Linked DNA regions of Homo sapiens: region 2 is linked to region 1. Evidence: chromatin loops called from intact Hi-C (ENCODE). Cell type or tissue: MCF 10A. All regions are shown on one strand. Region 1 overlaps LOC101928264 (a long non-coding RNA gene). Region 2 overlaps CADM3 (cell adhesion molecule 3).

Evidence for each region. A loop is a pair of places that touch in the nucleus more often than their neighbours do. Peaks named below come from ENCODE experiments on the same cell type or tissue, not always from the same donor. Only the 100,000 strongest peaks of a DNase experiment are listed, where the experiment ranks them.
Region 2: it touches region 1 in a loop (9-fold over the local background); 3 of 110 quality-filtered maps call a loop at or near these places.

Annotation. Positions count from the first base shown.
Region 1 is chr1:159,774,720-159,777,219 of GRCh38, forward strand. LOC101928264 (a long non-coding RNA gene) reads right to left here. Exons shown (of 3, transcript XR_922193.3): 3 at 1,738-2,036. Among named protein-coding and RNA genes, the nearest start is that of DUSP23, 5.0 kb to the right of the region's middle. In MCF 10A, a CTCF peak has its summit at 1,216 (motif pointing left); a DNase peak (open chromatin) is centred at 1,232.
Region 2 is chr1:159,197,000-159,199,499 of GRCh38, forward strand. CADM3 (cell adhesion molecule 3) reads left to right here. Exons shown (of 9, transcript NM_001127173.3): 7 at 1-61. It overlaps CADM3-AS1 (CADM3 antisense RNA 1), which reads right to left. Exons shown (of 4, transcript NR_037870.1): 4 at 1-1,222. Among named protein-coding and RNA genes, the nearest start is that of CADM3-AS1, 4.2 kb to the right of the region's middle. In MCF 10A, a CTCF peak has its summit at 1,160 (motif pointing left); a DNase peak (open chromatin) is centred at 1,142.

The sequences.
Region 1 (2,500 bases):
AGTTTTCACCCAGGCCAGTTAGGCCCCTTTGAGGCCTCTCCCTCTGCTGATCAGCTCCTCCACCCATATCCCTGCTCAGCTAAAACTTCTCAGCTCCAGAGAAGAGACACCTGGAGATCAACTCACTACCTCTGTGACCAGACCACTTTCTGGATGCTGCCGATGACCAAAGGAAAAACAGAGCTGCAGGACAAACAAGTCTTACACCAGGGCTTCTTAGTCATAGGTGTGCTTATGAGCCACCTGAGGATCTCACAGGTCGGGGGGCCTGAGATTCCGCATCTATCACAGGCTCCCATGTGACATCAACTGTGGATCACACCTTGAGAAGCACTGGTCTAAAGGTGGTGGAGGGAGCAGCCAGGAGTTTAGAAGGTGCCAAAACGAAACCAGATGCTGACAGTTTGTGAGTTCCATTGGTTCATCATATTTGTTGCATCTACACTGGAAAATGAACCTATGCGGCCTATAGTTTTAGAGACCGAAAAACTTAAAACAAAGGGGAAAGAAAAAAAGCAATACACCAGTTTAGAAACTCCAAAGGTTTAGTGCTGTGATGAGCATATTAAAGATAAGAAAATAAAGTAAATAAAGGCAACTATATTGGTTTTCTATTGCTGCATAACAAATTGCCACAAACATAATGGCTAAAGAAACACCATTTATGATGTCAGTTCTGTAGGTCAGAAGTTGGCCACAGGTTAGCTGAACCTAAGCTCAGGGTCTCCTCAGGCTGATATCAAAGTGCCAGCCAGGCTATGGCTCAGCTGAGGCTCGAGGCAGCGTAAACAGAAGAAGTGAGAGAGTCCACCAACATGGTTTTGATCACAGAAGTGCCTCTTCCCTAACTGAATGCTCCCTCTTGATTCCACTCTCACCTGCCTTTGTTGAATGGCTTTTCAAAAACCAAAGCCTAGTCCCCACCTCCCTCCCCATCTCCAGCTCCCATGATGATAGCATCTGATGTGAGGCAGCATTCCCAACACCCCAACTTAAACTTTTAATGTGCTCCTGGGATGATCTAAAAAAAAAGAAAAAAACACCATAATTTTAAATGCCATAAAGGCAATTGACTTGTCAAAAGTACAAGAAATCAACTAGTAAATTGGGAGATTTCAGTTATGGTATGTTCTGCAACAGTATACGAATCACAAATTTTTCAACAAGACAAAAAAAAGAGAAACAAGGAAAAGCTATCAGTGCCATCTTGTGGAAAGACCTATATTAAAATGTCCAAGGTAATCTGACCACACCCCAGACCATTTCAGCGCCTCTACACCCAAAGCTGACACACATCCAACTGACACCAGGGTAGCTTCACTGTTTGTTTGCAGGTAATGGTTCTGGTAGAGGTTCCATTTTAATTGCTTGTTTCTTGTGCCATGACCAATCATTAAATAATTTGTATATCATCTCTAACCATACAAATACCACAGCAACCTATACCTCCAACACCACACACACACAAAACTCATGCCCAGACTACTCTGGTTGGTTCCCCCACAGACAGCATGGTTCTCCAAATATGGAAAATTTGCATTGATCTATCACAACATTCCTGCATACACACACTTAGACCACAACTGCTTACAGTATAATTCTTTCTTTTTGAATTAACCTTTGTTTTAATTTTATTTTATTTCTTGAGTTTATTGTAAGTTATTTTTCTTCTTTCCTTCAAACTGAATATTTTTATCTATATTAGTTACATATTACTGCATAATAAATTACCCAAAATTTGATGGCTTAAAAGAATAAATATTTATTATCTCACAGTTTCTGTAGGTAAGGAATTCAGGAGAGGCTTAGCTGGGTTGTTCTGGCTCAGGGAATCCATGAGGCTATAATCAAGATGTTGGGTAAATCATCTAAAGTCTTCATGGGCTGGAGAATTCACTGCAACAGTAGTGAGCCACTGACTTGATGGTGGGTAGGAGGCTTCAGTTCCTCACCACATGGATCTCTCCACACAGCTGCTTGAGAGTTCTCACAACATGGCAGCTGGCTTCTTCCCAAAGCTTCCCATGGCAGGCCTTCTTTCCAAGACAGAACAAGGCAAAAATTAAGTATTTCATGATGCAGCCTAGGAAGTCACACACCACCAGTTACACAATATCTTACTGGTTGCAAAAATCAGCCCTATCAATGTGGAAAAGCACTACACAGGCATGAAATGGCTCATTGGGTACCATCTTGGAAGCTAGCTGCCATACCATTTCTTCTTAGGTTCAGTTTCCAGATTATCAGATCTTAGGTGTGAAGTGTGTTTAGACATTAAAAAATCAGAACACTGAGGACACTGAGAATTCTGACTGTAGTCCAAGGGCCACAGGAACCTGAACCCAAGCAATCCTTTGCATTGGTGGAACACAGGGACCTACCTGGAGGAAGAAATTCTCTGACTCCAATTGCACCCCTAATTGCCACTAGCATCAAGCCAAACAGGGGACTGGGGCCTCAATATGAACAAGAACTAAGTCAAAACATTCTTATCAGCTGG
Region 2 (2,500 bases), 580 kb before region 1:
GGCTGCACAGCCACCAGCAACATGGGCAGCTACAAGGCCTACTACACCCTCAATGTTAATGGTAAGCCCTCCTCAGTTCTCTTCCTCCAGAATCTCCTTTCTCTGTCCATCTTATTCCCTTTTTTAAAATGCTTCCTGATAACATCCCCAAACTGTGACGGGGAGTGGAGTAAAGGAAAACCAGCCCACCACTGGGGTCCCTGAGGGCTTAGGTCCCAGGTCCACTCTAGAATGTGTAATGGCCGCTTAGTGAAAAAACATTAGAAGGGTGGGCTCTCATCTGCCTTTCTTTGGTAGTGGTGGCCTGGGTGACACCATCTTCCATCCCCTGCACTTGTCTGACAACAAGAACAATAATTCTGTGTGCAGAGGCCCCAAAGCCTCTCAAGTGCAGGCGCAGGTGCATTTCCTTCTCTAACTGGCTCTTCTCAGAGTTGCTTCTCCTAAGACTAGGTATTGGGTGCATGCAACTGCTGTCATTTTTTTTTCTGCCCACCTTAAGCACAGTGTACTGGGTCTGGACAGAAAATAGAGAGAAGCTTGTACTATGCCAAGAGACAGAATCTTTTCTCAGATGCCATATCTTCTAGAAGGACCAGGTGATGCTCCTTCTCTGAAGTTCTTCTCAAAGCTGTGACCACAAAACCCAGCTTCAGGAGTAGTGACAGGGTGACACAGAGGCCCCTTTATGGAGAGTTGACGGGCGATTTTTTTGAAGATCCCAATGGCTGTGGGTCCCGCCAGAAAGTCTTATCTTTTCTCAGAATAGGGGAAATGCATTGTCGGGGAAACATCAGAGGCTCCCTTACTTGAGACACTCATTAAAACAGTTGAGGGGATAAGAGCCAGGCCTCCCAGCGATAAGAGGTCTGAGTTCTTGGGATCAGAATGTCTGGATGGGTGATTCCCACTCCAGGGGCAGACCTCAGCATGTGGGAGCTGCCTCAGCACAACAAGGCTATTGTAGGATGCCAAGAGCAAGGACAATGCACTGAGCTCCGGTCTCTGCCCCCAGATCTCTCCAGACCAATCTGATGATGATTGGCAGTGAGAGAAAGTTCTTGTGCCCTTGTGGTTGGTATCTTGCTGATCTCCCCTCTGCTTTGTGCTCAACAGCCAGGCAGAGGGAGTCCTGTTGGACTGCGTCTGTTTCCAGTGCTGACGCCTGGTGGTAGAAGGAGCTACTGCATCTTCTTCCAGGAATATCCTTAAGTGGGCGGGACTGGAACGAAATTAAATGCAGTTCTACCTAGAGACAGGGGCCTGTAATTGATGACCCCAGAGGTCGTTTGGCCATGGAAACCTGTGCTTTTCTAAGGAACTGCCATTTCCATAGCCTGTGGAATAAGTATCCAGGATTGATTTTCCATGTGGACTGTCTCGCATACTCCCTGAGAGAGAGACAGCAGGTAACTCACTCTGCTTCCTCCAAGTTACACCATCACCTCCACCCCAATCATATCATAGATTTCCTGGACTCATCCTCTCCCTTCCTCCCAAGCAGGGCATAAAAAACCAGAACACAAATGTTTTCTTTTCAAATAAGGTGTAGACAGGCAAGGAACTGAAACGCGGGCCCAGCCAAGCCTGAGGAGACATAAGGTAGGAAAGACAAAATATGTAAGGAGTCAATGAGGCATTAAGACTCAAGCTGAGTCCATGGAAAACAGCAGCTCTCCCATGGGTGGGAGAGTTATGTCTATGGCTACATCAGAACCGTGTGCTGGGCCCGTGCGAGTCCTCAGATATTTGGGACTCTGGCTGTGGCTGCTGATGTCTTTGCCACACCCGGCCCAGTCTGTGCTGTTGATCCTCTATACAGGTTGTCAATCCTCTACATAGGTTGCCAATCCTCTACCTAGGTTGCCATGGAGGACAGATGCTATATATTCAGTGGCAGAGACATCCACTAGCATGAGAGAAAGCATCTTTTCCTTTGCACAAACACTTTGAGGGTGGCAAAGTGAAGACGGAGTCCCAGGCCTCCTCCTTGGGAAAGACTAGAGGCTTGGGGTTTCACTGGAACACTAAACTCACCTGCCACAAAGGAACAGTGTTCTTTACATAGATGATAGATTGTGGCCCCTTACATCTATCATCTTTCGTAAGGTGCTGTCAAAGTGCCTAATTCTTGGCTCTATCAGGTTTTACTGTTCCTTCCCTATCTGATCTTAGGGCAGTGGGTGAATAGGCTGAGAAGGCCCTTAGAGCTAGGGGAGCTGGCTCAGAATATCAAGCAGACAGGAGGGTAAGAGGGAATGGGGACAGAGAAGGAACACTCTGATAACCCAGAAATTAAAAAGAAAAAGAGGGAGAAAAGAAAGAAGGAAACAGGGCAGGAGGAGAGAGGAAAGAAGGAAGAGAGGCAGGAAGAAGGAAGGAAAAGAAGAGGCGGAGGGAGGGAGGAAGGAAGGAAGGAAGGAAGGAAGAAATGGAGGGAGGGAGGGAAGGAAGGAGAGGCATTAAAGCAATGATCTTTGACCAAGGCCAAGCTTCAGTG